Regions from separate parts of the Homo sapiens genome. Here regions 1, 2, 3, 4, 5 and 7 are each linked to region 6. Evidence: chromatin loops called from intact Hi-C (ENCODE). Cell type or tissue: GM12878. All regions are shown on one strand. Region 1 overlaps CLMP (CXADR like cell adhesion molecule). Region 2 has its middle 19 kb from the start of MIR4493. Region 3 has its middle 52 kb from the start of CLMP. Region 4 has its middle 53 kb from the start of LINC02727. Region 5 holds the start of LOC124900305 (U8 small nucleolar RNA). Region 6 overlaps GRAMD1B (GRAM domain containing 1B). Region 7 has its middle 23 kb from the start of GRAMD1B.

Region 1 (4,000 bases), 370 kb after region 6:
CCAGGTTACTCACCTCTGGGTGCCAATTATTTTGTCAATGTACCTGCTAATTTGTGGTACCCACAACTGGAAGCATAAGGGGTGTTTAAGAAAATGTTGTAGCATCAGTATCCTTGAATATGTTATGATATACAATAATTAAAAATTGGGTACTGGGTGAGTGTGGTGGCTCACGCCTGTAATCCCAGTACTTTGGGAGGTCGAGGAGGGCAGATCACAAGGTCAGGAGATCGAGACCATCCTGCCTAACACGGTGAAACCCCGTCTCTACTAAAAATACAAAAAATTAGCAGGGCGTGGTGGCGGGCACCTGTAGTCCCAGCTATGCAGGAGGCTGAGGCAGGAGAATGGCGTGAACCCGGGAGGCGGAGCTTGCAGTGAGCCAAGATTGCGCCACTGCACTCCAGCCTGGGTGACAGAGCGAGACTTCGTCTCAAAAAAAAAAAAAAAAAAAAATGGGTACTAACAGACCTGTCAAGATCTTGGAACCGTTTTGCCGTGATTTCAGATCCCCAGTGACAATAAGAGAATGTAAATAACTTGATACATTTCAGCTGCCTAGTTTTAAATATGAAATTGGCCTGCAGATGGCCGAGCACAGCGGCTCACGCCTGCGATCCCAGCACTTTGGGAGGCCGAGGTGGGGGGGCTCACCTGAGGTCAGGAGTTCGGGACCAGCCTAACCAACATAGTGAAACCCCATCTCTACTGAAAACACAAAATTAGCCAAGCGTGGTAGCGGGCACCTGTAATCCCAGCTACTTGGGAGGCTGAGGCAGGAGAATCACTTCAACCCTGGAGGCGGAGGTTGCCGTGAGCCGAGATCACACCACTGCACTCCAGCCTGGGCGACAAGAGCAAAACTCCGTCTCAAAAAAAAAAAAAAAAGAAAAAGAAAAAGAAAGAAAGAAATTGGCCTGAAGGCAAGATAGTGACCAAATGACCTTCTGTGGGCCTGCCCAAGCTTGAGATTCTACATTACATATAGTCAGAGCATTCCAGGGTTTCGTAATTTACTGGCCTAGAACAAAAACTAAACTTTAAGCTTGAAAGAGCCTTCAGAGTTATTTTGCCAATTCCTTAATCTCCCTGAAGCCATTGGGGCAGACGTGTTCCGTTCCTCGTTGCCTTTTCTTATTAACTATCTAGAGGCCATAGTTGACCACATCTGATGAATTGATTTGTTTCATAATAAATTCCACAATTAAAATAAGTTTTTTTCCGAGCCAGGGGCATCACTTGAGACCCAGAGTTCAAGACCAACCTGGCCAACATGGTGAAATACCGTCTCTAAAAAAATAAATAAGTCTTTTTTGGTCTTAGACAAACAAAGTAAACATCTGCTTCAGTTGGAATAAGTTAAAACAGTGATCTTAAGTTATTAAAGTAGTGTACGTTTCTATTTCCTGGGAAAAGTTCCTCTCAAATGCCTAACCGTATTTTCTAAGATTTTCATTTTTTCCATGGGCCTTTGAACATTCAATGCACGTGGTTGGAAATTTAGCACATAACCACAAATGGCAGCAAAGTGCTTATAAGCTTAAATCCAAAGTAGTCTGTCATTCTTTGTCCATTAGAATCCTTGTTACTAAGAATAACTACCTTAAAGGTGAGGCCTGGCTAATCCTCCCTAAGTAAATTCTGCCCCCTTGTGGATTAAAAGAGCAACAGAAAGGAAAGAAATGCTGTAGTTGGATGGGCCAGTTCTTTTCAGTTCTTTGAAAAAGCGCTTCAACAATCTTGAAAAGTCCCTTCAACAATCTTGAAAAGTCATGTTAATAATGGAACAAAACTATGGCCGGGCATGGTGGCTCACACCTGTAATCCCAGCACTTTGGGAGGCTGCGGTGGGCCGATCACCTGAGGTCAGGAGTTCCATGCCAGCCAGGCCAACACGGTGAAACTCCGTCTCTACTAAAAACACAAAAATGAGCTGGGTGTGGTGGTGTGCATCTGTAATCCCAGCTACTTGGAAGGCTGAGGCACTTGAACCCAGGAGGCAGAAGTTGCAGTGAGCCCAGATCGTGCCACTGCACTCCAGCTGAGGCACACACACACAAAAACCACACACACAATGGCACAAAACTAGACCTTTTGTATAAATTGTGTAAGCGCTCACTGATGGTGACAAAATACACCGACAGTATTTTACACTTGTATTTTATATTTCGCATCACATTCAACTAAGACAGGGCCTTGAATATACTGAGCACTCATAATTATTAGTAGTTCATAGAATATTATAGTTAGAAAAGACATTAAATATTGGGTTTAACATCCACATATAAGGACCCCTTTACAGCTACTCACACACTCTCATTTGAATGACTCCAGTAATGGAAAACTCACTAAACAGTAGAGCTCTTTCTCTTATCAGACAGCGCTGTTACAGAGTCAGTCAACATATTAAGCCCAAATGGCATAAGCCCTTTCCTTCCTTTCCCTCAACTTCTCCCTTTTCCCTCACTCCTTTTCCCCATCTTTCTCCTCCTCTAAAACTAACCCACAGACTGGGAAGGAAGTAGATGCTCAATATCCGGCCCCCCTTGACTGACGCCCGCAGCTCAGGTTGTCACCTTGGTCTTTGTACCAACACCATTTTTTTTTCTTTGAGAAGTTTCGGTCTGTTGCTCAGGCTGGAGTGCCGTGTTGTGATCTTGGCTCGCTACAGCCTGCACTTCCTGAGTTCCAGCAATTCTCCTGTCTAAGCCTCCCTAGTAGCTGGGATTACAAGCAGGAGTTACCACACCTGGCTAATTTTTTTTTTTTTTTTCTGACGGAGTCTCGCTCTGTCACCCAGGCTGGTGTGCAGTGACACAATCAGGGCTCATGGCAACTTCCACCTCTCGGGTTCAAGCGATTCTCCCATCTCAGCCTCCCAAGTAGCTGGAATTACAAGTGCCTGCCAACACGGCCGGCTAATTTTTGTGTTTTTAGTAGAGACGGGGTTTCACCATGTTGGGCAGGCTGGTCTCGAACTCCTGACCTTGTGATCTGCCCACCTCAGCCCCCCAAAGTGCTGGGATTACAGGCGTGAGCCATCGCATGGGCAACACCACTTATTTCAAGGACTCCAGGAAGAAATATCCCCTTTGGAGGGATGGAAGGAAATAACTAGGCACCATAATGATTCCGTAATTCTGACCAAAGGAACAAAATGCAGTAAACCTATTACTTGTTTTGTGGCCTTTTAAATGATGGAAGGTAGCTACAATGCTGCCCCTTGGTCTTCCATCTTCATAATTTGTTCACCTATAACTGCATTAGCTGTTCCTCATATATTTTTCTCACCCTATCATTTGCCGGTCATGACTCCCCGAATGCCCCTTTTTGTCAATGTCCTTCCCAGTTTTCAGCATCTAAAACTGAACACAGTTGCTCTGGATATGCTAGGTTGGCTAGTATAAAGTACAATGGAGATGTTACTCGGTGTTTGGAACATCGAACCTCTATAAATGCGGCCACATCATACTGGTGGTCAATAAATCTCTTGGTTCCCCATGTCCTCCAGGTCTTTCCCACCCTGGACTTGTGTCTCACTGAAACTTTAACATTTGCTTCCATTCAATTTCTTCTTGCTTTGGGTCAGAATCCCAGCCAGCAGGATAACTATGTACCTCAGGTGTGTCCAACCAGATTAGCTCTGCTACCTAGCTCTGTGCCATCCACATTTACAAACATGATCTCTGTGTTTCCAATCTGCCGGTTTCAAGGAAAAGACAATCATCTTCGGTGTGGGGAAGGAAAAATAATAAAAACTAGTGATGGAATATCGGCAGTGTGGCCTTAGCTGTGTGGTCATCCTCAGTCTTCTCTTCTCTAAAAGAGTTGATAACATTGGCTCTCACGGGCTCAGATCGATAACAAATGATAACATTTGAGTCACGGGTTCACATGAGATCATGCAGTTGAATCAGTTAATTGTTCATTGTTAAATTAATATCAGGTGTCAACGATCCTCTTTTGAAGGATTTGAAGGAGTAGGAGAGACTATCATCAC
Region 2 (4,000 bases), 120 kb after region 6:
GGCTAGTAAGCCTGTTTCATTTCAGAGGGAAAAATCAGCCACTACAAGGCTAGCTGGTAGGAAGAAGCGCTCCTTTCCGAGTCCAACTGTTCCACCCATCGCTCCCTTTGAAGTCAGGCTGACTCAACATCACTCTTTATTGCTATCTAGTCTAGGTACTGAACTTGTAAAAACAGCATTTTAAAGGTTAATAGCTGGGGAATTATATAACCCTTCAATATATAAGGAAAAAGAGCCCATAAATACCCTGTTAAACACAAACACGTGCATGGCAGTGAGAAGCCTTCTGAACAGTCTCACATTTTTACATCCACCCAACCAACCATGTCCGATTGATTGGCCCCCTTAACATGCATTGTTGGTTTTTGTTTTTGTTTTCCTTCAAAAGGATGGTTATGTGCAAACGGGCATGCATTTAATTGCTACTAAATCTTCTGGGACTTAAGGAAGTAAGTCCGTGTCTAAGCCAATAAAATATCATCTGCTTTGTGTTCTCACCAAGTACTAGATGTGCATCATTATGCCAGCTGCCTAAGCACTGTCCCGTCAGCAAAGTACACACCAGCTTCCCTAACCAGGCCAACAAATAGAGTGAGCACCCAAATTCTAAGCAAGGCTTCCACTCAGGGCAAGTTCAGCCAAAGTGAGCCATTTTTAGCCGCCAATGAGATCTCCAAGGAGAACTGAACCATGAGGGCTCACAAAGTCTGGAACCAAACCCAGTGCCAAAAAAAAACAAACAAAAAAAAAGTATGAGAGAGAGTATGAGAGGGGAAATGCTAAGCTCCACCAGAATTCAGTTAACTGGGGTTCTTCCTACTAACAAGCCCAAAAGCCAGAGAACAAGGTTCCTTTCTGACTTCTGCCCACCCTCATCAAAACAGTTCTTTACAGGCGGTTATCAAAGCCCAGGCTTCATGTCTGCCACTCTCTTGAGGATACCTTCTTATCTGATTAAATAGAATATTATGCTAAATATTCAGCCACCCCAGCACTGGTTGTGTGGGTGTGCTGGATAAAATCTTCATGAAAACGCCATCACGGGGTCATTTGTTTAATTTCCATTCTGCAAAATATAAAAATAGAATGAGCTGCCGTGAGGGGTTGAGGCTTGACAGCTTCAATGAGAAGCCTCCAAAGCACAAAAACCACGCTGTTCTGCTGGCTCGCTTGCATTCTCCCTCTGCCAGAGGAAAACGGGGAAGAGAAAAAACCTGAAAGCAAGGTGCTGCTTTCACTTATCTTCTGCTCTTTTCCCCTCTTTGGCCTTTTCTTGCGTTTGCTCGCTGCATCTTCCTCTTGTTCCATCTGTTTCCTCTCCCTCCTCCTCTTTGGCTTGCTTCCTCTCTCCGCCACCCTACCCTCCCCTCCCTCATCATTTCTATGTGTCATTTCTCTTTCTCTCCTTCCCAGGGACTGGTTCTCCTCCCATGCTTCCAGCACCCTCACCAGGGCTGCCCTTGCCTTCCGGGGCAGCCTGTATCTCCAGGTTCGGTGGATCTCACAAACTTTTCTAGGAATTGCTCTCTTCCATCCCTGCCTCTCCCCCTATCCCCTACCCCTTCCCCAAGTCCCAGACATGGAACATATCTAGAAAGATGGGATTTCAGAGTTCAATTAGATTGGATGGCAGATGAGCTGCAAAGATGGCCTTTTTATACTTCCTCATCTAGATTAATATGTTTACTATCCATTGAGCTCAGCAACTCATGGGGTGGGAGAGTAGGTAGGTAGTACATCACTGGTCTTGTGTTTTTGTATAAATCAATTTTTATTTTTATGAAGCTTTTTTAAAAAAATAAATGCAAGTTGCACTCTCCAATTCTGACCCCTGAAGTCCATGGCCACCCCCAAATTAACCCTGTTGCAAGCTTGGCTCAGAAGGGAAAAACTTCTCTTTTACCAGAAGATCCAGAGTTGCACCAAGAGCCCATGAGGGTGCTGACAGGAGAAAGATACTTCCTGTTTTATGCCCATTAGGATCTCAAAAAGGTCTCACCATTTGACCTAGTTTCAAGCCAAAGGATTCAGAGAGTTTTAAGCCAGTTAGAATGGCTGATGAAACCAACACAGTTTAGCTCATTCTGTATGCCTGGTATATGCCTAGAATGGGTTATTCACCTGTGATGCTCATGAACAACTAGAGATATTCCTCTCCCCTACTGTGGATCACCAGCAACTTTCTGAAGACAACATTGCTGTTGGTTTAAGGAACACCTAAGAGGAAAGATGGTTAACAGACCACTATGTCACAAATTCATCAACGTCAACCCATTCCAGAAAAGTATTTAAATATCTTATAGATCTGTGTATGAGGCTGCTGCCAAGTGGTCCACCAACTAATAAATTCTATTCTCATGCCTACCAAATGAGGCTTTAATAAATTAAGGTGACCCTCATAAGACCATGTGCCTACTTACCATCCCGTTTCCTAAGATACTTTCTCTCTCTCTTTCTCTTTCTCTGCAGTAACACTGTTGCCACTCCTCCTGCCTGTTATTGGCAACGTCCATTCATTATGCAGATGTGCAATGCAGACCCACCAGGTATGAAGCAGAGCAGATACTGGAGTACACCTTGGAAGTCAGAGTCTGTATACACCACAATAAAGGGTATATGGAACTCTTACAGCTAAAATATATGTGCAGTGTTTCTGGTTTGTACATATCGGGGCACTGGATCAAATCAAGGAATGAAGGCTTTTATTACCATTTGAAGAATGACCGTGCCTAGACAGGAAAAGAAATGTGTTTCCTGATGCACCAGTCCACAGTTGCAAGACGGAGAAAGGAGAAGAAGAAAGTAAAAATCTTGATCAAGCTGAAAGATCCATGAAAAGTAAGAGTATGAAGTGCAGCAGACACCCCAGGAGAAAGTGACCTCTTCTGCAGGGCAAGCAGAATGGGTGACAATTCCTAGCAGTGTTGTAAACAGCAGCCCAAAGACACAAACACTGAAAACTACATGCCACCTGTGCAAAAGCAGCCGACAGTTGGAGCAGCACAGTGGAAACACCTCTGGAGTGCAGCTGCAGACCTAGGGCTGGTGATTTCAGTGACAAGCATACATATTACAGATGTGTGTATTGAGAGGGCCCACCAGTGAGCTAATCTGCAAGGACATCAAATGACTACTATGGTGGAAAAGCAAAGGCTGGAAGGAGATGGCAGGGACAAATGCCATCTCCTTAGAAGGATGTGATTTCAGCCAGGCGCAGTGGCTCACGCCTGTAATCCCAGCACTTTGGGAGGCTGAGGTGGGTGGATCACAAGGTCAGGAGTTCGAGACCAGCCTGGCCAACATGGTGAAACCCCATCTCTAGTAAAAATACAAAAAATTAGCTGAGCATGGTGGTGGGCGCCTGTAATCCCAGCTACTCGGGAGGCTGAGGCAGGAGAATCACTTGAAACCGGAAGGCGGAGGTTGCAGTGAGCCCAGATTGCACCACTGCACTCCAGTCTGCACAATAAGAGCGAAACTCCATGGAAGGAAGGAAGGAAGGAAGGAAGGAAGGAAGGAAGGAAGGAAGGAAGGAAGGAAGGAAGGAAGGAAAGAAGGAAGGAAGGAAGGAAAGAAGGAAGGAAAGAATGTGATTTCATTTCAGGCCTATGATCATTGAACACAGCTGATCAGGCAACCAAATAGGGCACTCACTTTTTGTGACAATGTCAAATTGGCACCCCAGCTTGGCTAGGTATTGATCAGTTGCTCATAATGGTTTCCTTCCAACACTATCACCAAAGCACAGCCCCAAATCTCCAAAACCAAACAGCTTTTGAGCACGGACGGAAAAAACTAAAACTACCACACGCCCTTTTGAGACCTGGATCTCTTGAACACCAGTGACGCCCAGCAGAACTCTTCATCCAAATTGCAAGGTGAGGATGAGATCTCCTAAGCAAGTTACAAATAAATACGCCAAAGGAAAGAGCCTTCGGGCAAACACTAGAAACCTCGCTGTACACCATCAAAGGCAACTAAAGCTCTAAGCTGCAGTGAA
Region 3 (4,000 bases), 230 kb after region 6:
CACTCTCAGCAAAAAAAAAAAAAAAAAAAAAAAACACCCACTACTTTTTTAATGAGCCAGGCATGGTGGTGCATGCCTGTAGTCCCAGCTACTCAGGAGGCTGAGATGGGAGGACCTCTTGAGCCCAGGAGGTCTAGGCTACAGTGAGACACTGCACCCCAGCCTGGGCGACAGAGTGAGACTCTGACTCAAAACAAACAACAACAACAACAAAGCACTCACCAAAATCTAAAACTATTTACTTGCTTTTACATTTCTCTTCCCTCTTCACTTAAACTCCACAAAAGCAGAAACCCCATCTATCCTTTTGTAAATCACTGAATCTCCAGAATCTAGAACAGCACCTGATAACACACCCTAAGTGCTGATTGATTGTTGAATGAATTCATGAAGGTGTTGAATAAGGTGTTGATGAATAAGTTAAATTTTTTTAACTTTAATGACAGACCTAGGGTTAATAACTCTAATATGTAAGAGCCTTTATTATTCAGCAAGAAAAATATGAATAAGCCCAAGAAAGGCTGGGCCAGAAGTTCCCAGCCAAGATCCAGGAAAATATATTCTCAGCCCAGACAATAATACTGAGACACCATCTTTTCCTGTCTCTTCTGTTGAAAATAAAAAGGATGTTAAAGGCAAAAGGGAAGGAGGTATTTGACCCTGTAGAAGGGACCGAAAATAGACAAGCCAGGCGTGGTGGGTCATGCCTGTAATCCCAGCACTTTGGGAGGCTGAGGCGGGTAGATCACCTGAGGTCAGGAGTTCAAGACCAGCCTGGCCAACATGGTGAAACCCCGTCTCTACTAAAAATACAAAAATTAACCAGGTGTGGTGTTGGGTGCCTGTAATCCCAGCTCCTAGGGAGGCTGAGGCAGGAGAATCGCTTGAACCTGGGACGGGTGGAGGTTGCAGTGAGCCAAGATGGTATCATTGCACTCCAGCCTGGGCAACAAGAGCAAAACTCCATCTCAAAAAAAAAAAAAGAAAGAGAGAAAGACAGAGAGAGGAAAGAGAAAGAAAGAAAGAGAGAGAGAGAAGGAAAGAAGGAAGGAAGGGAGGAAGGAAGGAAGGAAGGAAGGAAAGAAGGAAGAAAGGAAGGAGAGAAAGAAGAAAGAGAAAGAAAGAAAGAAAAGAAAGAAAGAAAGGAAGGAAAGAAAGAGAAAATAGATAAAAAGAAGAGGTCAAGGAAGGAAGAGGACGAGGGGCCATGTGGTACACGTGTCACTTTAAGTTACCAGGTCAAGCAATCAAGGAGGGTGCTGTCTCATTTCAGGATAACTGCAGCCAGCCCCAGTGAGGCAAGGCCAAGAAATAAAGCATTGTTCACTTTCTATCACTGCCTGGTCTCCGTTCCCCTCCTCTCTTCTCTGTTTTCTTGTTCCTGGAATAGACGAATAGAATTAAAGTGGAACCGGAGAGAGAAAAGTGGTCAGTAGGAATATTGAGGGGAGAGGTATATATTAATAGAATAATATAACATAACAAAATATCTGTTTGGTAAGTGATAGGCTTGTGGCTGTAATTTTTTAATTTTTCTACAATAAACATATTACTTGCATAATTTTGAACTTTAAAAAAATAATAATTCATCATGGGGTGGGGCATATGTATTTACAGAATCCCATCGGTGGTACCAGACCCCATAGCTCCCCGATCCACACAGCTGCAACTGGGTAGTTATAACATTTGTATCTCCCCAAATCAGCGTAGAGTTGATGGAAATTCAAATGGTGATAGAAGACCAGGGCAGGAGAAAGAATAGAAAGACAAGGCACGGACATTTAATCAATGACCCTGAGGAAATTTGAGCTGATCAAGCTGCAGGCGCCCCTGCTCCCGACAGGAGCCAGTGACACCCGCTGCCCACAAGGGGGCGGTATCTAACCAACTGCAAACCCAGCTTGAGCGGCCGCGGCACCTGAATGCAGCTATTTGGAATACACTCGAAAACTGAGTTTCTTTAGCCATTGATTAGTTTATGTGTCTGTCTTGCTATCGTTTTGACCCCAGAGTGCACCAAAATACTGAAAGCTCAGAACTGGACGCCAATTTTCAGGAGTAGCTTCTCATAAAAGATCAACAACATTTAGTGCCAATCCTTTGATGACCTTCCTCCCTGCTCATCTCACACAAAACCCAAAGCCTTGTTAGCCCTTGAAGTCACAAATTACATTAAAAGGAAAAAAGGGAAGAAAAATTCAAAGTCTGGTTTCAGAGCCAAAAATGGAAGGTGCTGGCCGGGCATGGTGCCTCATGCCTGTAATCCCAGCACTTTGGGAGGCCAAGGCAGGCAGATCACTTCAGGCAGGAGTTCAAGACCAGCCTGGGCAGCATAGCAAGACCCAGTCTCTACAAAAAATACAGAAAGTAGCTGGGCATGGTGGCGCACTCCTGTGGTCCCAGCTGCTCAGGGAGGCCTCAGCCTCCTGAGGCTTGCTTGAGTCCAAGAGGTCAAGGTTGCAGTGAGCTGTGATCAAACCACACACTCCAGCCTGGGTGACAGAATGAGACCCTGTCTCAAAAAAAAAAAAAAAGAAAAAGAAAAAAGAAAAAAGAAAAATCCAAAAATGGAAGGTGGAGGGATGTCTCTAAATAAGAAAAACATCTGGGCAGGCACGGTGGCTCACACCTGTAATCCCAGCACCTTGGGAGGCCGAGGCAGGTGGGTCACCTGAGGTCAGGAGTTTGAGACCAGCCTCAACATGGAGAAACCCCGTCTCTACTAAAAATACAAAATTAGCCGACTGTGGTGGTACATGCCTGTAATCCCAGCTACTCGGGAGGCTGAGGCAGGAGAATTGCTTGAACCTGGGAGGTGGAGGTTGCAGTGAGCCAAGATTGCACCATTGCACTCCAGCCTGGGCAACAAGAGCAAAACTCCATCTCAAAAAAAAAAAGAAAGAAAGAAAGAAAGAAAAACATCTGAATAGAGGTTACCATCCGGTCCTGGTGTCATCTTAGCCCTCCCATCCCACTCCCAAAGCCAGAGGGGCCCCCAAGACAAAGAGGCCTATATAAAAATGCAGAGCTGGCCGGGCACGGTGACTCACGCCTGTAATCCCAGCATTTTGGGAGGCTGAGGCGGGCGAATCATGAGGTCAGGAGATCGAGACCCTCCTGGTTAACACAGTGAAACTCCTTTTCTACTAAAAATACAAAAAAATTAGCCAGGTGTGGCAGTGTGTGCCTGTAGTCCCAGCTACTTGGGAGGCTGAGGCAGGAGAATGGTGTGAACCTGGGAGGCGGAGCTTGCAGTGAGCCGAGATCGCACCACTGCACTCCAGCCTGGGCGATACAGCGAGACTCCCTCTCAAAAAAAATAAAAAATAAAAATAAAATAAATGAAAACACCAGAGCTATGCTATTTGAGCCTGGGATTCAGGACCACTTCAAATCCTCAGATCTCAACAGATCACAGAAATCAAACTCTATTTACTTCCGCATCCCTGGTCCCAAAGACTTAGCTTGACAAGGAAAGAGAGCAAACAATAGACCCGGAAACCAAAGACCAAATCTAAATAATGTAATTACTCTCCAGTTGCACCTCACTGGTTTATTTCCTTTGGATGAACACCCCACCACACCCACAAACACAGTGTGCTAACCTTTATCTAGAATCAGGGGTTCTCAAACTTCAGTGCGCATCAGAACCCTCTGAAGGGTTGATAAACCACAACCGGCCGGGCCCCTCCCCTGGAGTTTTTCATTCAGCAGGAATAGGGTGGGCCTGATAATTTGCATTTCCAACAAGTTCCCACTGACGCTGATGCTGCTGGTTGAGGGACCACACTTTGAGAACCACTGTTTATTAATAACACAGTACAGAGGGATTGGCCCATATATTGACTTAAGCATGAGAATGCTCAGAAAAAAAATCCATCAAATAAGAAACTAATGTTTATTAACACTACCATATGCTGGATGCTTTACATTCGTTATCTCCTCTTATTTCATCTTCACTAATTTCTGAAATTCAGTATCATTATTCCCATTTTCAAAT
Region 4 (4,000 bases), 220 kb after region 6:
TGTCACCCAGGCTGGAGTGGAATGGCTCAATCTCAACTCACTGCAACCTCCACCTCCCAGGTTCAAGCGATTTCCTGCCAAAGTCTCCCAAGTAGCTGGGATTACAGGCACCCACGACCAGGCCCAGCTAATTTTTTTGTATTTTCAGTAGAGATGGGGTTTCACCATGTTGGCCAGGCTGTTCTCGAACTCCTGACCTCAGGTGATCCACCTGCCTCTGTCTCCCAAAGTGCTGGGATTACAGGAGCGTTAAATTATCTCTTAAAATAACGGGCATGGTTTCTGTTTTCCTGATAGGACCCTGACTGATACAGGGGGAACAGCTGTCAGAGGGTTTCCACTAAGGTCTGGCTCAATTGCAATCTTACAGTCACCTCTGATCACAGAAAATTATAATAATGATTACCACTTACTGAATATCTGTGCATGTCATGCACTGTGTGACAAGCTTTGAATGCGTTAAGAGAGACTGGCTATACTAACGGACAATGGCCAGGCCATATGTGACAATAAAACTCCAACCCGCTGCCCCTGCAGCAACCAGCCTGGAAAACAAACTGCAGCCTCTCCAACAACAATCAGCCCAGAATGGCCAGGACATGGTCAATGACTGGCGGCTTCCCTTGTTTTTGCCCTTGCTTCCACCTGAGCATCAGAGAACACCAAATATGCTCCCCAAACCAATCACAGAAGAAGCCCTGCTTCCAGATGCTGGGCCCTCTTCAGCTTCCAAATGCCAACAGCCTCCAATCAGAGCAGACCTGAAGCCTTTCCCTTTCTTCACTATGAAGCTTTTCCATTCCCCTGCCTGCCTCTGAGTCTCTGGCAAGCCAAGCAATGGTGGCTAACTCCCTTGCTATAGCAAGCTCTGTTTGTTCTCATTAGGCTGCTCTTCATTTATTTCCACAATTGAGTCTATTTCTTACTACAATCCAGCAAGGCAGACATTATTATGTCCATTTTACAGATAAGGAAACCGACACTCAGAGAAGTCAAATAATTCCTCCAAGTCCTGTATACAAGTTAGTGACAGAGCCAGGATTCAAACTCAGGTGAATCTGATTCCAAACCCTGACCTGGCCCTATTATACCTCTCTCCTGGCTCTCCCCACCTACCGTTTATTGTCTCCTACTGTGATTACATCTTAACAAGGCTGTCTCCCTAATCAACTGTGCCTTTCGCAAATTTAGAAAATGTGACTTACAAACGTCGTATTTTCAGCTTTTACACAAGGCGTGACACACAGCTGATGCTCCTACATCTTTTTTTTTTTTTTTTTTTTTTTTTTTTTTTTTTTTGAGACGGAGTCTGGCTCTGTCACCCAGGCTGGAGTGCAGTGGCGCTATCTCGGCTCACTGCAAGCTCTGCCTCCCGGGTTCACGCTATTCTCCTGCCTCAGCCTCTCCAGCAGCTGGGACTACAGGCGCCCGCCGCCACACCAGGCTAATTTTTTTTTTCTTTTTGTATTTTTAGTAGATACGGGGTTTCACCGTGTTAGCCAGGATGGTCTCGAACTTCTGACCTTGTGATCCGCCCGCCTCGGCCTCCCAAAGTGCTGGAATTACAGGCGTGAGCCATTGCGCCCAGCCTGATGCTCCTACATCTTACTCAGGAATAGTGCTCAGGAAATGCCTGGTTGTCCTCTGCCAGGCAGGTGACTGAGAAACATCTTGAGAAGGAGATAGGATCAGTTGAGTGAATGGTCTGAGACAGTCCTGAACTTTCTCATTTTCCTCCTGGGCTGTGGTGTCGATGGAGGATGCCTCGGAGAAACGTGGAAGAAGAGACCCCTGAGCATGTGTGGATGGGGGCAGTTATCAGTGGGCCTAGAGATCCGAAAGAGGCGGTAGTCAGGGTTTTCTTATCCTGTACCTGCATGAGGCCACAACAAACAAAACTGTCAAGCCCAAAAATTCGTCATCACAGTTGTTTGGAATTTTGCAGTTACATGAACTAGGTGATTGCCTCGCTCCTCTTCTCCTCACACTAATGGTGAAAAAACCTGCTTGAGGACCTGAAGAAGGCAGAGCTCCGAAGCCCCACCCTACCTGGAAGGAGTCAGTGCCCGGGGACCGGCAGACGCCGGGACAGCCACTAGGTGGCACTAGCACTGAGCTAACGTGAGCTCCGGCCTTCCCGCCCACCCTTCCGCAGGCCACCGCGTTTCTTCACAGACGTAAAATAGAGACTGGAGCTGGGAAGAGTGCTGCTTTTATAATCAATCCCACAGCGAGCCTTTTATGTGACTGCGACTTTTATCATTAATAGCGCATTTGTTCTGCACCAGGGACCTGAATTAGCAGTGGTTTAAGAACTGAAAACGGCCTAATGTTTAGACCAAGCTAAGCAAGGTCGCCAGGGTGTTCAGAGGAATGACCTGAGTATTCTCCCAGCCCGATGCATGTAAATGAAGCTTGCCTTTCATTAGCTTCGTTCTGCTGCCCTGGGCTTTCAAAATTACAGGTTTTCTGAGGATCACAGTTTAATTACATAATCATACAAAATAATATTTAATGAAACACCAAGCAAACAAAAAGGACAGCAACATTTTCCAAGCTCTTACTGGCTACTGGAGGCAGCTTGGAGAGTGGGTCTTGGAACTGAACCTGGGTTTGAATCAGAGCTTTGTCTCTTCCTAATTCCTTATCTTTGGGCAAATTCTTTAACTCTCAGAGCCTTATTTTCTTTATTTATTAAAGTAGGGACTAAGTGTGGTGGTTCATGCCTGTAATCCCACTGTCAGAGGTATTTGAACCAGAGCGACTCCATCTTGAATAGGGGCTGGGTGAAACAAGGCTGAGACCTACTAGGCTGCATTCCCAGGAGGTTAGGCATTCTTAGTCACAGGATGAGATAGGAGGTTGGTACAAAACATAGGTCATAAAGACCTTGCTGATATTAAGAAAACAGGTTGCAGTAAAGAAGCCATCCAAAACCCACCAAAACCAAGATGGCCATGAGAGTGACCTCTGCTCATCCTCACTGCTCATTATATGCTAATTATCATTCACTAGCATGCTAAAAGTCACTCCCACCAATGCCATGACAGTTTACAGATGCCATGGCAACGTCAGGAAGTTACCCTATGGAGTCTAAAAAGAGGAGGAACACTCAGTTCCGGGAATTGCCCACCCCTTTCCCAGAAAACTTATGAATAATCCACCCCTTGTTTAGCATACAATCAAGAAGTAACAATAAGTCCAAGCAGCTCAACAAACCCAGCCGTTGCTCTGCCTGTGGAGTAGCCACTGTTTATTCCTTTACTTCCCTAATAAACTTGCTTTCACTTTATGGATTCGCCTGGAATTCCTTCTTGTGCAAAATCCAAGAACCCTCTCTTGGGGTCTGGATTGTGACCCCTTTGCAGTAACACCAGCACTTTGGGAAGCAAAGGTGGGCAGATTGCTTGATCCCAGGAGTTTGAGACCAGCCTGGCCAACATGGTGAAAAATACAAAAATTAGCCAGGCGTGGTGGTGCGCACCTGTGGTCCCAGCTACTCAGGAGGCTGAGGTGGGAGGATCACCTAACCCCAGGAGGTGGAGGCTGCAGTGAACTGGGATTTTGCCACTGTGCTATAGCCTGGGTGACAGAGTGAGACCCTGTCTCAAAAATAAAAAAATAAAAAGTAGGATAGTAGGGCATACTTCATGAAATTGTGAGGGCTCAGTGCACTGTGGTAGGCATTTAGATGCTACATACCCTTTCCTGCTCACCGCTGCAAGACCTCGCATCAGTAATTAAAGTGGATATACTCTCCTTTTGTAGCCTGCATGCCCAGGATTTTATTCCTTTATTCCTTTAAAATCATTCCTCATCAACCGCTCAATTTTGCTTTGCAAGTTTTGGGACATGGCTTCCTAGGGCAGAGGGATGTGTGGGATGGAGGGTTTTTGTTTAAAATGCAGATTAAAGCTGAATGCAGACTGCTGAGACCACCTCGGTCGGGGAGACCATAACCCAGCGGTGCTAGAGGAATTAAAGACACACACACAGAAAT
Region 5 (4,000 bases), 180 kb after region 6:
ACAGTGGTTCATTATTGCTAGACACCACAGAGAGAGACAAAAGTCCAGAAAAAATGATGCTACGCTTTATAAATTTAGCAAGACACCGGTGCCTCTGCTTCCTGTCTGCCTGCTGCAGCATTGCCCAAGCCCTCCTGGCCTCCTTTCTCACTCACACCTGCAGTCTGCAGTGAGGCCCTTCAAGAGATGCCTGCTCTGTGAGGTTATTTAAGTCAGGAAGCATTAATCTGAAGAAATGCTTTGAAGCAAAGACCTGGATGTTCAAGTCCTCCCACTTGCTGGAGCTGCTGTTACCTTTAAGATTTAATTAAAAGTGGTTCAAAAATCTCTATCCCCTCTGCAGCGGAAAAGGCGTCCTCCTGACAATATCACCGCAGTCTCTCAGTCCCTAGATCCTACCTGTGCTGAATTCTTTCTCTCTCTCCTGTTCCCTCCAGAATTTGCTCTCACCTTTCGTGAACGAATCACCCCCACTGGACACCCCCACATCTTGTCATCTCGTCACTCCCTAATTGCTGCCACCTCCAGGCTCTGTGTTAAGCAGACATTTCTGAAGGGACGGGCAACAGACAGAAGTAACATCATTCTGCTGCTCAGTAAACGACTTCAGACTGAATATTACGCATTCCAGTTTTTAAATTCCCCTTGAGTCATTTCTGCCACCAGAGGGGTTTTACTGACTTCCTTTCTGATTGGCTTAGTCACTAACTCCTCGCAATGCCTCTGGCCCTTTCCCCCCAACCTCTCTTCCATTCCTTGCTAGTCAGATTGCCCCATCCCCTAAAATTCCTATATCTTTTTAGGCAGAGAGATTTAACTACCTCTTATCCGTTGCCAGCCATGCCCTAAGGCTTAAGGGACATCTTTTCACAATTCAGCAAGGCGTTTTGCTAAACCTGTGCGGTTTAATACTTTAAATTTAATGAAAATTAAATACAATTTAAAATTCAATTCTCTGATCACCCTTGCCATATTTCACGTGCTCAATGGTCACCTATGGCTAGGGACCACTGTGCTGGATAGTGTAGACAGCAGAGTTCTACTGGACAGCTAAACCCAAATTCATTTCTTCCCTAAGGGACTGTCACTGGCTATTCACTGACACTTTTTCCTGCCTAATTCCTTAATGTGGATTGAGCCCTTACGCTGTGTAAGGCACTTTTCCCGCGTTGTCGCCCGGCAGCCGCCTAACAGTTCTCTAAAGCGGGCAGCGCTCTCCGCCTGGCTCAGGGGAGGAGCCCGAAGTCCGCAGCCGGAGCCGCGGTGGTGTCCCCTCCACCAAGCCAGAAGCCCGGGCCGTGACAGTGTATCACACAAGGCAAGTAGCAAGGAGGGAATGGCTTCGTCAACCACGTGTCATGTGATCGTTCCATTAAACTTGAGGAGGGGTTTTCTTAGTCGCAACGGTTCAGTCCCCAAAGTAAGGTCACTGTAAAGGAAGCTCAAAGACTTTTTTTCCAGAGGATGGAATGCACGCTTTGCTGGGATGGATGCCGCCGCTTCCGGCGGCTGGTAAGGCCCAAAGGCGTGTGGAGGGAGAGGGCTCCTTTGAGGGCAACCAGCAGTAAAAGGAGGCAGGCGGCGAAAGTGCTCCGAATTCCTCCCACGCCGCTCCTGCTCTCCGCTCTGCAGCGCAGCCAGCCAGGCCGCCGCCGCCCCTGCTGCCTGGGAGAGCCGGCGCTTGGGCAGGTGGGGACGCCCCTGACCCGCTTCCCTCGGCGCCCGGGGGGCGGCCGGGTTGGGCGACCGCGCCACCTGCTGGCCTCTTCCCGTGCTGCCGCCTGCCCCTGGGCGCCTCCGTCCCTGCCCGCTGCGCCACAGCACACCGGGAAGTCGTTAGATGCAGGTTCTTGGGCCTCACCCCAGGCTTCCTGAACCAAAAACTCTCTAGGTGGGTCTTGGCAGTCGAGTCTGAACAAGACCCTCGGGTGATCCTGATGCACGCTAAAGCTTGGACATCAATGATGTGGAAATCACCCAACTCCACCATTTATTCATTAAGTCAAGTTTTTCTTTTGTTTTGTTTTGTTCAGAAAGAATCAGATAGGAGCAATCAGGGTGTTGCAAGTCCTGATTACACAGAGACATTAGTCACATTTCATGCATCTCCAGTCATCATGTTCTATCTGCCCTCCAAACGGAGGAACAGGGAAGGGTTATCCCACCTGACAGTTCATTAAGTCAAGTATTAATGAGCATCTTCCAAACAATATGGAAATAAAGGAAGCAAAACAGACATGATCCCTCCCCCCTCCCTCCCCAACACACACATAGTTAGAATGTAGAATGGCTTACGTTATCGTCACATTTCTGTGCAATAGGAAAGGGAAGCATTACAATTACCCTTATTTTACAGACAGGAAGCTAGCCTGGAATCACACATGTGGTAAACAACTAGGTCAAGTTCAAAGCTTAGGGATTTTTGTTTGTTTGTTTTTAAGACTGACAGGAGCACCAATCTCAGGTCATCTGCATGTCAAATCAATCAATCAATGTCAAACCAGGTTAATCTTCATGTCAAAGGCTGAACTTATTTACCAAACTACACACCACCAACTTTTCTAGATTGACTTGTGGTTTTAGAGTGAAGAAGAAGGGAGAGGAGAAATCTCTCCAAATCAAGACAACTCCCTCTCCCTCATATCAGACTGAAACTTCTTATACTGCCTTAAAATTGCTGGCATCATTCCTGAAAGCTAGCATTTAGGCTTCCTTTCCAATTATTATCCTACTGTAACAGTTGCCTAGCTGTTCCCTCTCCATCCTTTTCAATGACGATATAGGACATTATGGTGCAGGCTGTGATGGGGCAGGCAGGGAAGTGTTAAACATACGGTGTGGGTGCTGCTCGAGCGGCACAGATTTAGGGACTCTCAGGAAGGTAGGAATTTAACTCGAACTGCCTACTTGGGTATTAAGAGGGGAAGACAATGGATCCAAATAGAAGCAGGAAAATGCTGAAGAGGAGAGATAGGAACAGAAGACAGACTTGGTCTCCTCTTTCATAATTTAGCAGCTTTGAGCACCAGATAGGCTGTTTATTAACAGCACCCAGTGGGAGCACCTGTATGTGCAGGGCATTGGGTCAGGTCCCTGCCTTCAAGGGACATGCTACTTTGCAGGTATGTAGAGATGAATGGCTTAAACATACGTGGTATTTCTGTGTTTAAAATTCCCTTGGCCATAAATATATATATATATTTTTAGACAGAGTCTTACTCCGTCACCCAGGCTGGAATTCAGTGGTGCAGTCTTGGCTGACTGCAACCTCTGCTTCCCAAGATCAAGCAGTTCTTGTGCCTCAGTCTCCCAAGTAGCTGGGATTAGAGGCACATACAACCACACACAGTGAATTTTTGTATTTTTAGTGGACAGGGTTTCACCACGTTGGCCAGGCTGGTCTCGAACTCCTGGCCTCAAGTGATCCGCCTGCCTCAGCCTCCCAAAGTACTGGTGTCACAGGATCCTTAGGGTGTCGCTTTTCCAACCGGAAACCTCTGTGGCCGGGGGCATCTTAGCCCGAGTTTTGCTTGGGCCCACTGGGCTCGTTTCAGCCACTCAGCCCTGCAAGCTGTGCTTGGATCACATTACCAGCTTGGATCCCATGCCTGCCAAGGGCAAGTCAGGTGCAGAACAGCAAGGGGTGTGTGAGCAAGCACAGGGTCTGGCCACTGCGCACAGCCAGGCATGCCAGCTGCAGCAGGGTGAACAGCTCCAGGAGCCAGCACAGGCACCAGCTCCACACAAGGCTGCAGCTGGACCAGGCGTACCACAAGCAGCTTCCACTGTGGGTACCAGGGAACATGGTGGCACCCAGAAGCTTGGAGATGCCAGGAACCACGAAGCCCCAAAGATGGTGTCATAGCCTTTGCTCAGGGAGCCCCTAGGTCCAGGCTCCCCAAAGAATGGCAGCTCTTCTCTCCTTCTCATCACCTGCAACGTGGTTAACTGGGGTGGGGGAGAAGGAGGAGTGTGTTTCGGCCCTCTTTGTGTTACAGCT
Region 6 (4,000 bases):
CAGCCAAAACAGAAGAGGCCCATCTCGCCCTGCTACCACACTCTTCCCTGGCTATATAAACCTCAAAGAGCAAATGCCTCCAGCATTCTCTCTACCCACTCCTCTTCCTCTCTCTGATGGGATTATAATCCCATTCTCCTCAGCCCACCGGAGACTCTCAAGCCACTGACATGGACTGGGTGGGGTGTTGTGGGGAGGGTGTGAGATGTGTGGGAGGAGGGAGATTCCGGTAAGACAGAAGACTAGATGGGGCCAGGGGTCACCTAGTCTGCTTCTCCAGTAAGGCAAAAGGCTGGATGGGGTCTGGGGTCACTTAGTCTGCTACTCTGCCTCCAGGGGAGGCTGAGGCGGATGAGAAATAGAAGAAGGAATAAAGGGTGGACTCTCCACACCTTAAGGCACTGTAAGTGAGATAATTACACAGCTTTAGTTCAGGCAGAGTTCTTTTGGGAGGTCATATCTTATAATAATACGGGAAAGAATGGCCTTTCCTCTTACTCCAGAGAAAGAAAAGCTTATCAGACACTTCATGACACTAACTGCTGGCATAGCTGATGAACAAATCATTTTTATTAATTATTATTAAATACTCCAGCCATCTGATCAGGAGTCCACAAACTAGAAACTCTAGGCTCAATCTAGAGCCACGTGTTTTTGCTCAGCCCCGTGAGCTAAGGGTGGTTTTTGTACTTTTTAGTGGTTGGAAGAAAAAAAATCCAAAAAAGAATATTTCATGACAGGTGAAAATGATGTGAAATTTAAATTTAGTGTCCACAAATGAAGTTTTACTGGAACACAGCTAAGCCTACATTTACATATTATCTTTGGCTATTTTCCTGCTACCATGTCAGAGCTGAGTGGTTAAGGCAGAGTTGAGTAACTAAGACAGAGTTGTGGGCACCATAGGCCCACAAAGCCCACAATGCTCACCATCTGGCCCTTTACAGAGAAAGTTGGCCAACCCCTGTTTTACATAGGTTCTATTAATAATAAATCCTTATTACCAGGAAGTTGGCCAACCCCTGCTTCACATAGGTTCTATTAATAATAAATCCCTATTACCATAAATGTCACTATAACCAAGGCTACCACATAACCAACATTTTCTCCTTGTTCTGGTGGATCGCCTGCTGCACTAAGATGCATTGGTCTCTATAGAGTATATTCCTTAGCCTAGATGCCCAGTAGAATGCACACTGGACAATCTTGCCGAGCAAGTGCTTGCTCCAGTGTCTGTACACTCTCAGCCAAAGCACATGAGTTCTGTGGTCACAGTTACCACATGCTCTTATGTTCCGTTCTTCCAGCAAGAAGTAAATGACCTGAAAGGCAATTAACATCCAATTTTCAAACACAGACACAAGAAACCATACACGTTACCACACACACCAGAAACCGGAACAGCGCCATACACAAAGCCTCCGGCTGCTCGGCAGAACTCACTGTGTACGGAATCCCTTTCTCCTTCCCTTCCATGCAGCACGTTTTTACAGCTCGTTCACTATGCAGTGGCTGCTCATCATTTTCACTTTGCCAGCTCGGATGGATTTGCCTATTACCAACTCCACATAACCAAATTTCACTATAATGTCGTTAACTCATGAGATGTCTTACTTGGAACTGGCCTGTTATATGAATCAAGCATCCCCTTATATACAACCTGGGACAAGTGTTACTCCACAGTAGGCAGCACACAGATGACTGTAACTCAAATTCCAAAGCCCACACAGCTCCAGAAGCAGGGTCTACACTGTGGGAGAACACACCATTTACAACAGTCAACAGGGCTCAACCAAGCCAACCACAATCAGCATTGCAGCCTCTTCAAAGCAGGGGTCAAACTTGACCCCGCTGAGCCAGGATGGGCTGGTTCTTCCTAGTCCCCCTATCCTCCCCCGGCAATCAAAATTTTAAACTAATAAAGGGGGCTCCCAGAACTCAAGGCCATCTACCAGGATTTCAGAAAAATAATTCTAAGCTGATATTTGCAAGTTTACCCACTAGATGGCACTGTAGACTTCCAAACCAGAACTACAAGGAAAACCAATAAGGAGCCTCAGGAACCGGAACCAGGAACTGCCTCCTTTCTGGCGCCCCTCTCTGGCCTGCCTTCCCATGGCTTAGAAAACAGTTCAGATGGCAGAGAAGGCAGCAATGGGTCATGTTCAAACTGTGTATTGGTTTCAAATAAATATCAAACTACATGCATCCAACAAGTATTCACATCACGCTATGTGTACACGAAGCATCATCAAGACAATGGTTAAGAGTCTACAGTATGGAACCAGGCGGGTTGGCTCATGCCTGTAATCCCAGCACTTTGGGAGGCTGAGACCGGAGGATCGCTCAAACCCAGGAGTTCCTGATCAGCCTGGGCAACCTGGTGAGACCCCATCTCTATAAAAAAAAAATTAGCCAGGCATGATGGTGTACACCTGGAGTCCCAGCTACTCGGAAGACTGTGGTGGGAGGAAGGAAGGACAAAGAAAGAAAAAGAGAAGAGGCTGGGTGTGGTGGTTCACGCCTGTAATCCCAGAACTTTGGGAGGCGAGGCGGGTGGATCACCTGAGATCAGGAGTTTGAGATGAGACTGGCCAACATGGTGAAACCTCATCTCTACTAAAAAAAATAAAAAATAACAAATAAAAAAAATTAGCCAGTCTTGGTGGCAAGCGCCTGTAATCCCAGCTACTTGGGAGACTGAGGTCAGGAGAATCACTTGAACCAGGGAGGCGGAGGTTGCAGTGAGCGAGATCGCGCCACTACACTCCAGCCTGGGCGACAGAGTGAGACTCCATCTGAAAAACAAAAAAAGAGAAGAAAAGGGAAGGAAAAGGGAAAGGGAAAAGGAAAGGGAAGGGAAGAGAAAGGGAAAGGAAAGGAAGGGAGAAGGAAGGGAAAGGAAGGGAGAAGGAGAAGGAAGGGAGAGAGAAGGGAAAGGGGAAGGGAGGGAAGGGAGGGGAGGGGAGAGAGAGGGAAAGGAAGGGAGACGGGAGGGAGGGGAAAGGGAGGCCACTAACAGATAAAACTGTCTTTTGGAAACCCTGAAAAAGAAACTCTAAACTAGGATTTGGAATGACTTTGCCTTGGCACCGATGACTGAAAGATGCCTTAACACTGCAAAGAAGGGAATTGTATAAGCAACTGTTTGCCATTCGCTCAAGACAGCTAGTCCAGTGACAATTCCATTTACCACTTACCGTTTCCATTTTCATTTCCATTTTCCATTTACCACTCTCAAGTACCCAGCACTGTGCTAGGGGAGGGGAGGGGAGGAGAGGGGAGGGAAGGGAGAATGAAAGGGAGGGGAGGGAGAGGGGAGGGGGAAGGGAAGGAAGGGGGAGAAGGGGAGAGGATGGGAGGGGGAGAGGAGGGGGAGGGGGGAGGGGAGGCAAGGGAGAGGGAAAGAAAGAGAAAAAGAAAGAAAGAAGGAGGAAAGAAAGAAAGAGAAAGAAATGTGAAGTATGAAAAAGAGCATCTGCCACATTTTAACTGCTATGTAAATGCCAGGTGCCATTATCCTATATGCAAGGCATCATTTTATGGGTTATAGGAAAAGAAAGACGTGAATCAAACAAGGATCCTGCTCTCAAAGTGCTTAGAATCAGGAAAGTAAGATTCAATATAAATAACTATATTTAAAAGCAGAAAAATGATAACTCTCAATACTATGTATTAAGTGCTATGGGAACACAGAATGCAGAAATGTCATGTCCTTCTGGGACCAGTAAGACAATTCTGTCTTAACAACAAGATTTTTGTGCTGCCACTTAAAACTGGATAGACTCAAGACATGCAGAAATGAGAAGAAAAGGCATTCTAGTTCAATTCCGTTTACCACTCTCATGTACCCAGCACTGTGCTAGGAGACAGTACTGTAAAGATGATCAGGACAAGGTCTCTCCAGCAAAGAGCTCCCAGTCTAAGACATACAAATATTCACCGTGGACTGTGATGCAACAACAGCAGAAAAATGAACAAGGTGTAGCTGGTGGACACC
Region 7 (4,000 bases), 71 kb after region 6:
GCAAAGGCAGGATTTCCAGCCAGGTGTGCTCCTTCCAAATTACCATAATTATCAAAAGCACTGGCACAGCAGTTATGTGATAAAACAAAGAACTGCGTTGAGAATCTAAGTCTCCTTAATTCCAGGTCAAAGTCTTTTTACTACCTAAAAAAACAAACTATGTAATCATATTTCTTTTCCTATTGTTCTTGGTAAAGATTAATCAGCGTTGTCTCTGGGTAAATAATAATAACATAAAAAAGAGGGCAAGTGTAATACAACAGCTCAATTCTTGTCCTATGGCATCTAGTCTTCTGAAACAATAGATATTGTACTTTATCTGGAGGGTAGAAGCAGCATTCTGCTTTCAGCTTCAGAGGTCTAGCTTAGAAAAACACAAAAATGTAAATATTGACAGGCTGGGTCAGCATCAGCGTTAGGAGGCAGAGTTATCCTGCATGAATTCATGCTTAGCGCAATTTAGAGATAATTCAAATTGTCCTACCAGAGTCCCAGTACATCCTAGTGAATTCCACTTATGTCTGAATGCTCACTACCCATGAGTGCCTAAGCACATAGGTAGTCTTGCCAAACTTCTTCAGTCTTTCCTATGGACAACACCCTCTGGCTCAAGGGCTGTGGAGGAAAGGGAGGGAGTCTCAGAATTTATCTTCATTCAATTCTGCTGTTTTCTTAGAAAACAGTGAGCTGTAACATGCCATCCATTTACACATCAACTCATCCAAGTTACTGTGAAAAATAAAATAGAATTCTGATCCTTTGGTTGGGCAATTAGTGACTTCTGCGTTCCAGTACTCGTTTTAACATAACCTAGATCCTGTGTCTACACAAAGTAAGAACAATGCAGGGTGAGGGGGGTTATCAGCCATGCAAACAAATAGCTGTAAAAACATAACGAAGGGCCAGAAAAATCCCAACTGGTTTTCTCCACCAGTGTAATGCCATGTTAGAATTCCTTTCCATTTCACTTCATTTTCTATTGTGTGACAGTCGTAGAGTCCTGACCTTTTCTGAGAGTGGCTGAGAAAGCGTTAAGTCCACAAAAGCTGATTATTCCGTCAAGTTTACACAGTGGGACAGTGACTCCTGGCTTAGGATTTACCATTAGGCTACACAGTCAGCCCCACACTGGTGTTCTAAAGTTTAGCTACAATGCTAAAGGCTCCAAAAGGCCACTTTCCTAATCCCATTCACAGACATCTACATTATCTCGTTTGAAAGTGTCAAGATGATGATCCTAACCCCCAGAGGCTTCACCTCATCATAACAAAAAACCTCATCACTTTAGATTCAGGACCCTGTGGAGTTCCCTTAGTGGGCAATGAGCCATTTGCCTATTGTCTATGGAAAAGCCTAGACTGTGAGCCCCTGGGGAGCTGAGGCTTTGCTTTTTTGAAGGTTGTATTTGCAGAGCTTAGTTTACAGGCAGTACACAAGCAGCATTCAGTGGTTACCTGTTAATCAATGAATGCACCTGCACGTTTAATTTGGGGAGATGACAGAGATAAGCCTAAGCCTGTCAATTTGATTTTCTTCAGCATTCTGGGACTCTGATTTGGCCCCTCATGCTCTGAAAAGGTCATGAAACTAACCCCGTGTAAAACTGCCAAGCTATAACCCAGACAGAAATGGCAGATCACCTGGTGGTGTGACCAACAGGTTCCTAATGCCCTCTGGTGGCCAGGATGATTCCAGATGTCCAAGTCCCCACAGCTTTCCTAAGGCTTTCAATTTAAGCACCCTGGAAGCCAAGAGCCTGCAGGTTTCACCTGATCCAAACAAGAGAGTCCTGGGTCTGTGGGCCAGAAACATGCCAGCCCCTTCCCAAAGTTCCCTGAGGAAGTTTCTCATCCGTTTCCTGAGAGCAGACGGATATGTCAAGAAGCCAAAACGGAAGCTTTTAATGTGAACTGCCTTTCAGTGAATGGTCTGTGGTTTCGAGAGTTCCCCGGGAAAAAAAAAAAATTCAAAGGAAGTAATAATTTCCAGTCTGGAATGTTCAGCTTTCCATTTGTTTGGGATTTTCAGATCAGCTCACCTTTCTGAGTGTTATAGACCTGTAGAAGCCTTCAAATTTTGTATTGCTAGCATTCCATGATTACATTCCCATTTTATGGAAAGACAAACTGAAGATACAAAGCAATTATTGAAAAAACAATAACCATTCTCTCAAGCCTACAGAAGGCTTTCATTTTTGTTTCATTTTAAACATGTGGTAAGTGAAAAAGAAACCTAAACTGCCACAGGGAGTTTTAGGGTAAATACCACAGGTGCAGGGATCTGCATGTTTTATTCCACTGTTGACTTCCCAGCACCTGAAACAGTGTCTGGCACATTGATATATATTTGGTGCATGAACGAATGAATGAACTGAGCCTGAAGATAAAGAGGTGTTTCTGATGACAATTATTGTATATTGGTACTAGTTAGTCCTTGTTTGGAGAAAATGTCATCTCCTCCCTTGAGAGCCCTTAAAAGAGAGTTGAATTCTCATTTATCTTAAAAAATATAAAATGTGAGGGCTGGAAGTCTTCATTGTCATTCATTTACTTCATAAATGAGTAAAATGAAGCTCAGAGAAGTTAAACAATAACACTCCATAGATCACAGAGCTATGTAGTGGCAGAGCCCAGAGTGAATCCAATTCTTCACCCCTAACAATTTCTTTAAAAAACAACAATGGGCCCGGCAGAGTGGCTCACACCTGTAATCCCAGCACTGTGGGAGGCCAAGGCAGGTGGATCACAAGGTCAGGAGTTCGAGACCAGCCTGGACAATATGGTGAAACCCCGTCTCTACTAAAAATACCAACATTAGCTGGGTGTGGTGGCACATGCCTGTAGTCCCAGCTACTCGGGAGGCTGAGGCGGGAGAATCACTTGAACCCAGTCGGTGGAGGTTGCAGTGAGCTGAGATCGTGCCACTGCACTCCAGCCTGGGTGACAGAGTGAGACTCCGTCTCAAAAAAAAAAAAGCAACAATGGGCTGGGTACAGTAGCTCACACCTGTAATCCCAGAACTTTAGGAGGATCACTTGAAGTCAGGAGTTCGAGACCAGTCTGGCCAACATAGTGAAAACCCGTCTCTACTCAAAATTCAAAAATTAGCCAGAAATCATTTGAACCCGGGAGGCAGAGGTTGCAGAGAGCTGAGATCGCATCACTGCACTCCAGCCTGGGCAACAGAGCAAGACTCTGTCTCAAAAAAAAAAAAAAAAGGAATAATGTTCAGTTTTTGACTGTGACCCACAATAAGAAGCACGATGTAACCCAGTATATATACATGCACATGCAAACAAGTGTGCACACAAAATACTGAAAAAGAATTTAAGAAACAACACTCACCTTCTCCATGTAAAGCAACCTGGTCTGATGTACAGTATATTCTATTTAATTTTTCATAATATTGTGCTCATAACTCCCTAAATTCATTTTACATCCTTAAATTTCAAAACACTTCACTATAGCATCTTGCCTACTATGCCCTCTCCCCTTGTACAGGGCTAAAGTCCTCCAGAATCTTCTGCCCATAAAGAGAACGAGAGTGATCAGCTTTTGGGGACCTGTTGGCCCAAAGTTCCTAATTCTCTGACTTGGTACAGGCCGTATCTCCCACTGTCAAGTTTCATCTAACTTGCAAGAGTCCAGTCCAAGCAACTCTCATTTCCAGCCAGGGTAACCACAACAGTGCATCTCAAACACAGACCCAAGTTATCCGCAGCAGCCTTGTGCCCGTCCTTGACTGGTTCTCTAACCCACAAGTTAGCAGGGATTTGCATCTCTACATAAAATAGCAAGTCTTTATCTCCCGCTGGCCCCTCTCCACTGCCGTCACTCTCCCCTTACCCTGGGAGCCTTCGAGGGGGGAGGATGGTGGCAGCCAGATGAAGAGCAGAGAAGGGTCAGAGCAGGACAAGTGGTTGGGTCTGAGGTCACCAGCTACATAAGTAGGTGTGAACAGATGGACTGCTAGACAGTCTTAAGGCTGTAGGCAGTCTCTC

Evidence for each region. A loop is a pair of places that touch in the nucleus more often than their neighbours do. Peaks named below come from ENCODE experiments on the same cell type or tissue, not always from the same donor. Only the 100,000 strongest peaks of a DNase experiment are listed, where the experiment ranks them.
Region 1: it touches region 6 in a loop (8-fold over the local background); 57 of 110 quality-filtered maps call a loop at or near these places.
Region 2: it touches region 6 in a loop (2.2-fold over the local background); 11 of 110 quality-filtered maps call a loop at or near these places.
Region 3: it touches region 6 in a loop (5-fold over the local background); 9 of 110 quality-filtered maps call a loop at or near these places.
Region 4: it touches region 6 in a loop (5-fold over the local background); 4 of 110 quality-filtered maps call a loop at or near these places.
Region 5: it touches region 6 in a loop (10-fold over the local background); 102 of 110 quality-filtered maps call a loop at or near these places.
Region 7: a loop joins it to region 6, with 10 times the contacts of the local background. A loop is called at or near these places in 89 of 110 quality-filtered maps.

The regions. Positions count from the first base shown.
Region 1 is chr11:123,109,227-123,113,226 of GRCh38, reverse strand. All of the region lies in intron 1 of CLMP (CXADR like cell adhesion molecule), which reads left to right. Among named protein-coding and RNA genes, the nearest start is that of HSPA8, 49 kb to the right of the region's middle. In GM12878, a CTCF peak has its summit at 1,647 (motif pointing left); no DNase peak of the experiment used is centred here.
Region 2 is chr11:123,360,321-123,364,320 of GRCh38, reverse strand. It overlaps a transcript of GRAMD1B not described here. Among named protein-coding and RNA genes, the nearest start is that of MIR4493, 19 kb to the left of the region's middle. In GM12878, no CTCF peak of the experiment used is centred here; no DNase peak of the experiment used is centred here; H3K4me3 peaks cover 2,448 bases; H3K27ac peaks cover 1,550 bases.
Region 3 is chr11:123,245,264-123,249,263 of GRCh38, reverse strand. No RefSeq gene overlaps it. Among named protein-coding and RNA genes, the nearest start is that of CLMP, 52 kb to the right of the region's middle. In GM12878, a CTCF peak has its summit at 1,862 (motif pointing right); no DNase peak of the experiment used is centred here; H3K27me3 peaks cover 160 bases.
Region 4 is chr11:123,259,774-123,263,773 of GRCh38, reverse strand. No RefSeq gene overlaps it. Among named protein-coding and RNA genes, the nearest start is that of LINC02727, 53 kb to the left of the region's middle. In GM12878, a CTCF peak has its summit at 2,098 (motif pointing right); no DNase peak of the experiment used is centred here.
Region 5 is chr11:123,299,562-123,303,561 of GRCh38, reverse strand. It overlaps LOC124900305 (U8 small nucleolar RNA), which reads right to left and starts at 2,172; the gene lies at 2,039-2,172. RefSeq lists a silencer at 1,506-1,865. In GM12878, a CTCF peak has its summit at 1,775 (motif pointing left); DNase peaks (open chromatin) are centred at 631, 1,350, 1,762, 2,051 and 2 weaker places; H3K4me3 peaks cover 2,184 bases; H3K27ac peaks cover 1,739 bases.
Region 6 is chr11:123,476,594-123,480,593 of GRCh38, reverse strand. The region is part of intron 1 of GRAMD1B (GRAM domain containing 1B); the gene reads right to left. Among named protein-coding and RNA genes, the nearest start is that of GRAMD1B, 48 kb to the right of the region's middle. RefSeq lists enhancers at 14-133, 174-223, 1,879-2,173. In GM12878, a CTCF peak has its summit at 2,014 (motif pointing right); DNase peaks (open chromatin) are centred at 933, 1,343 and 2,043; H3K4me3 peaks cover 818 bases; H3K27ac peaks cover 1,544 bases.
Region 7 is chr11:123,405,234-123,409,233 of GRCh38, reverse strand. It overlaps a transcript of GRAMD1B not described here. Among named protein-coding and RNA genes, the nearest start is that of GRAMD1B, 23 kb to the left of the region's middle. RefSeq lists enhancers at 845-1,753, 3,612-3,701, 3,504-4,000. In GM12878, a CTCF peak has its summit at 1,683 (motif pointing left); DNase peaks (open chromatin) are centred at 1,654 and 3,766; H3K4me3 peaks cover 1,229 bases; H3K27ac peaks cover 2,538 bases.